Linked DNA regions of Homo sapiens: region 1 is linked to region 2. Evidence: read pairs that join two places in POLR2A ChIA-PET (ENCODE). Cell type or tissue: A673. All regions are shown on one strand. Links, peaks and the distances in the headings refer to the core of each region. The heading gives the core; the rest is flanking DNA.

Region 1 (2,919 bases), core at 331-2,830, 70 kb after region 2:
TTAACAATTATATACAATCAAGTTTAAAAATTCATAGCAGCCGGCAACATTTCTGCTCTGACCACCAGGAAGCATCAGCATTCTACTGCCCTGGGTTTTGGGCTATTGTAAGTAAATTTATTGCAGTTGTGATCTTGACCTCATGGTGGCAATTAAGAAAAACTGTTCGGGACTGAAATAGGCTCATGGCGTCCCTCCGTGCATGGATCGATTTTGCAAAAGCATCTGACACCCATCATTTGGTTGGCTGCCTGTCTGGACACTCATCCCCACGGAAAATGAGAAGAGAAAATGAAGAATCTGGATATTTATGATTGTTGTCATCTCAACAAATTGGCCCCTATTAGTGAATCTGTAATTTACTAAAGAACAAGTACACACAAAATGAGTGACAACAGCTCCCTCGCTCAACCCAGATCGTTCTTTCAAGAATTACCAATGCAGTGCAGATGTTCTTCCTGAAATGGCCCAAGCCCTTAATCGTTTCTCTTCCTTCCGTTCCAGCAAAAGAGAAGACAAATTTTGCATCAGCCAGTCCTTAATCTTTCTGTCAGCACAAATATCAATGGTGTAAATCGTGAAAATGGCAGTAAAGCTAGGAGACATTTTTATAACTCTGGCAAAGCTAATAATGCACATTTCATTGTTGAGAATCATTGAGTTTAATTGGCTAATCAATTTTTAGGCCCTTTCCATTTGTATTTTGTTTAATCAACAAAAATAAATCGCCCTGCCAACCTTGAAAGACCCAAGTTGGAGAACAGTGGCAGATATTTCGTTTGTCCTGCCAAAAGTGCTTTTCCAACAGAAATGTCTTAATTGAAGATGATTTATATTCAGAAGTGCTGATGTTTTATCATTTGTCTAAAGAAGGAAAAAGCTGTGTAAGCAGGCAGTAGGCAGCCGTTTTAGGCATTGTTTTTGACATTTATCTACACTCTTTATCCTTCAGATGTTTATATAAAAATGACCTGCCCTACCCTTTCTTGCTAATGATTCGGACATCACCTCATGAAGTAGTTGTCAAGTTGTTCCCATAACTTTTGGTTAGAATTAGGATTTGCTCAGGAGAACTCCAGGCCAAGATCGTTTCGCTGTTTTCTCTGCGTTTCCTGATTCCTGCTCTCTGGGCCATGGGTGGAAAATGGCTGACATCTCAGCACTGGAGGACAGGCCACATGGGTGTGCCTTGGTGAAGTGCACTGATTCTTGGTTTCTTGGCAAGAAAACATCACTAGACCCAGCTGGCCATGATGTATCAGGGCACCCTGAGGCCTTGATCTGGGTGGGTGACAAGCTTTCTGAGAGTTGCAAGAATGTAGCGTTTGCTTTGATTGCCTCCTTTGCACCCCAAGGAAGGGGAAGAGATGAAGAAAATAACATTTATTTAATACCTACATGGTGTAGTCTCATTTCTTACAACAATTCCAGGAAGTCGCCAAACCCTATGTAGCTGATGAAGAGGACGAGTTTCAGAGAACTTCATAACTAGAATAGCTCACAGTGCCGGATGCAGTGGCTTACTCCTGTAATCAGTAATCCGTAATCCTAACACTTTGGGAGGCTGAGGAGGGTGGATCACTTGAGCCCAGGAGTTTGAGACCAGCCTGGGCAACATGGAGAAACCCTGTCTCTACAAAGGAATACAAAAATCACCTGGATGTGATAATGTGCACCTGTAGTCCCAGCTACTTGCAGGGCTGAGGTGGGAGAATCACCTGAACCTGGGGAGGTCGATGCTGCAGTGAGCTGTGATCAAACCACTGCACTCCAGCCTGGGAGACAGAGTAAGACCTTGTCTAAAACTAAATAATAATAATAATAATAATAATAATAATAATAATAAAAAACTAGCTCACAGCAACTTATATGTGGAGCGGCTGCAATTCAAATCCTGTTCTGTGGGTCTCCAATTATCTTCCCATTTCACCGGCTGCAGGAAGCTGGAAAAGTTCCCTTCCTTACCCTAAACAGGTTTTCCCTGTAGGGCTCCCAGGGTGCAGGAACTGAAGAATAATAAAGGCTAAAGGTTGGCTGGGAGCGGTGGCCTGTAATCCCAGCACTTTGAGAGGCCAAGGCAGGCGGATCAACTGAGGTCGGGAGTTCGAGACCAGCCTGACCAACATGGAGGAAACCCCGTCTCTACTAAAAATACAAAATTAGCCGGGCATGGTGGTGCATGCCTGTAGTCCCAGCTACTCGGGAGGCTGAGGCAGGAGAATCGCTTGAACCCGGGAGGCGGAGGTTGCGGTGAGCCGAGATCACGTCATTGCACTTCAGCCTGGGCAACAAGAGTGAAACTCCATCTCAAAAAAAAAAAAAAAAGACTAAAGGTTTGTGAGTGCTTGTTGTGTGTCTGCCACTTTTCTAAGAGCTTCATATATATTAATTCATTTACACCTCACTTGCCTGTTAGCTGCTGCCATCCTCATCTTACAGATGAGGAAACTGAGGCACAGAGTGCCTGGGGCTGGACCATGGTCACATGGCTAAATGTTGAGGGAACCAGGATTTGAATCCAGGTGTCCTGACCCAGAGTCTGTGCTGTTAGGATTCTGCCTTTCATTGACTGTACCCTAATTGGTTTAATATTCTCTAATACGATTTGGATGCTTGTTCCCTCCAAATCTCATGTTGAAATGTGATCTCCAGTATTGGAGGTGGGGCCTGGCAGGAGGTGTTTGGGTCATGGGGGTGGATCCCTCACAGACGGCTTGGTGCCATCCCCATGGTGATGAGTGAGCTCTCACTCTGTTAGTTCATGGGAGAGCTGATTGTTTGAAGAGCTTGGCACTTCCTTCTCTCTCTTGCGCTCTCTCTCGCCTTGTGACATGTCTGCTCCCCCTTTGCCTCTGCCATGAGTGGAAGCTTCTTGAGGCCTCACCAGAAACAGATGCTGGTGCCATGCTTCTTGTGCAG
Region 2 (2,919 bases), core at 296-2,795:
CTCCATTTTTCTCAGGCATGCTCTGGTTTCTTTCTTTCTTTCTTTCTTTCTTTCTTTTTTTTTTGAGATGGAGTCTTGCTCTGTCACCCAGGCTGGAGTGCAATGGTGCGATCTCATCTCACTGCAACCTCCACCTCCTGGTTTCAAGCGATTCTCCTTCCTCAGCCTCCTGAGTAGCTGGGATTACAGGCATGCGCCACCATGCCTGGCTCATTTTTGTATTTTTAGTAGACATGGGGTTTCGCCATGTTGGCCAGGCTGGTCTCGAACTCCTGACCTCGTGATCTGCCTGCCTGGACCTCCCAAAGTGCTGAGATTACAGGTGTGAGCCACTGAGCCTGGCCTCTGGTTTCTTTTTAACATTTTTTTTTCCTTCTACCTGGGTAATTCTTCTGGAAGATTCCATCACAGTTTTTTTTTTTTTTTAAATTACAAATACCTCTTTTCATTACATAAAGTGTGCCAGAATACCCATTATAAATATTCTTTAGTGTTGAGATTAAGGGTGGTTGTTATTTTCTTTTATTAAAAATTTTTTTTAAAATAAATTAAAACAATTTTTTTCTCTTCCTGTATAAAAGCAACTTATTTTCTTCTGTATGATTTTCTCTAACTTTGAAAGATTTTGTGATGAGTAGTAGTTACTTGTATAATCAGAAAAATCACATTAATGAATATACACCTTCATCTTTGAATGGGTGTGACTAGTGGACACTTAAGCCCCCCAAAGTCATATTTTCTCGTTTTGTAATCCACTTTACACATGGAGATTAATCACAAAGTGTTCCTCTTAACAACAAGGACCTTGGGAAGAATAAAGAATATGTGGGCTCTGTCAGAGTGAACAAAGATGAGAAAGCCAGTGGGGGCCACAGAGGAGCCCAGTGATTAAATCTCAATGGAAGGATTAGCGCTATTAATGGATCCTTTCAGGCTGGGATTGAACCAAGACCCTCAGTCATCAGAACATTGTTGACCTTGGAGGGTTGAGTGCCTCCCCTTTTTTCCCCTTTCTCCTTAGACACTAGTCTTATATCCACAGTCCCAATCATGGTTGTGTCTCATGACTTCAGCTTTTCTCTAGGATTGCCTCCTGGTTCATGAATGATCCCATCTTCTCTGAATGTCCCAAAGCATTGATGATTTCCAAGACATTTAATTCATGTCTTTGTTAGTTTCCTCCCGGTAACAAGGTACCTCAATCTGGTGACTTAAGACAACAGAAGTTTATTCTTTCACAGAACTGGAGGCTAGAAGTCTGTAATCAAGGTGTCAACAGGGCCACACTCCCTCTGAGGGCCCTAGGGAAAATTCTTTTCTTGCCTCTTCCAGCTTTTGGTGGCTCCAGGCAATCCTTGGCTTGTCACATTATCATTCCAATCTCTGACATTATCACATGGCTGCATTCTCCATGTGTGTCTGTGTGTCTGTTTCCACATCTCCCCCTTTCTCTTATAAGGTTATCAGCTATTGGCTGTAGGGCCCAGCCTAATTCAGTATGACCTCTTCTTAACTTGATTATATCTGCAAAGACCCTGTTTCCAAAGAAGCTCACATTCACAGGTACCAGGGATTAAGGTTTTGACATATCTTTTTTTTTTGAGACGGAGTCTCACTCTGTCACCCAGGCTGGAGTACAGTGGCGTGATCTTGGCTTACTGCAAGCTCCGCCTCCCGGGTTCACGCCATTCTCCTGCCTCAGCCTCCCCAGAAGCTGGGAATACAGGCGCATGCTGCCACGCCTGGCTAATTTTTTGTATTTTTAGTAGAGATGGGGTTTCACCATGTTAGCCAGGATGGTCTCGATCTCCTGACCTTGTGATCCACCTGCCTCGGCCTCCCAAAGTGCTGGGATTACAGGCGTGAGCCACCGTGCCTGGCCAGGATTTTGACATATCTTTTTTTGAGGGCTACAGTTCAACCCATAACCATGCCCAGCTGCTCTGTTAGACTGCCTGTTTGTTTGCTTGTTTATTTATTTATTTTGAGACGGAGTCTTGCTCTGTTACCCAGGCTGGAGTGCAATGGCGTGATCTCAGCTGACTGCAACCTTTGCCACCGGGGTTCAAGTGATTCTCCTGCCTCAGCCTCCTGAGTAGCTGGGATTACAGGCGCCCACCATCGTGCCTGGCTAATTTTTGTATTTTTGTAGGGGTGGGGTTTCACCATGTTGGCCAGGCTGCTCTTGAACTCCTTCGTCATTTCGAGGTTTCCATTTCACCGGAACCAAATGTTAGCTCTGGTGGTCTGGGACAGCAAGAGGGATCGTGGCCCTTTTGAGAAAGAAATGGGCTTTTCATCCTGACCTCATGTAATCTGCCTACCTGGGCCTCCCAAAGTGCTGGGATTACAGGCGTGAGCCACCACAAGTGGCCTATTTTTATTTATTTATTTATTATTTATTTTTTGAGACCATCTCCCTCTGCCCCCCTGGCTGGAGTGCAGTGATATGATCTTGGCACTGCAACCTCCGCCTCCCAGGTTCAAGCGATTCTCCTGTCTCAGCCTCCTGAGTAGCTGGGATTACAGGCACTTGCCACCATGCCCAGCTAATTTTTATATTTTTAATACAGATGGGTTTTCGCTGTGTTCGCCAGGTTGGTCTTGAACTCCTGACTTGAACGATCTGCCCACCTTGGCCTCCCAAAGTCCTGGAATTACAGGCGTGAGCCACTGTGCTGGGTCTTAGACTGCCTATTTAAATTGGTTAAGGACGTGTAATATGGATATGTCCTCAGTGCTAAGAAGCTTGATTTTCTGAAAGCTTAGCTCTGATACGCCACCTGTGTTTTAAACTTTCGGTGGCTATGGCTAGCCCTACTGGTCCAGACCTTGTTTTTCAATCTTGTCTGACAGGACTCCTTGTTCAAATCCTTTGAGCCAGTGAAACAGGAGTTACTTCTCCTCGGGGATATATCC

Evidence for each region. Peaks named below come from ENCODE experiments on the same cell type or tissue, not always from the same donor. Only the 100,000 strongest peaks of a DNase experiment are listed, where the experiment ranks them.
Region 1: POLR2A ChIA-PET joins it to region 2 with 14 read pairs; 8 of 35 experiments call an interaction of 5 or more read pairs at or near these places.

Annotation. Positions count from the first base shown.
Region 1 is chr21:31,473,953-31,476,871 of GRCh38, reverse strand. It overlaps a transcript of TIAM1 not described here. Among named protein-coding and RNA genes, the nearest start is that of TIAM1-AS1, 84 kb to the left of the region's middle. In A673, for the core only: no CTCF peak of the experiment used is centred there; no DNase peak of the experiment used is centred there; H3K27ac peaks cover 753 bases.
Region 2 is chr21:31,543,695-31,546,613 of GRCh38, reverse strand. It overlaps a transcript of TIAM1 not described here. Among named protein-coding and RNA genes, the nearest start is that of TIAM1-AS1, 14 kb to the left of the region's middle. RefSeq lists an enhancer at 739-1,471. In A673, for the core only: no CTCF peak of the experiment used is centred there; no DNase peak of the experiment used is centred there.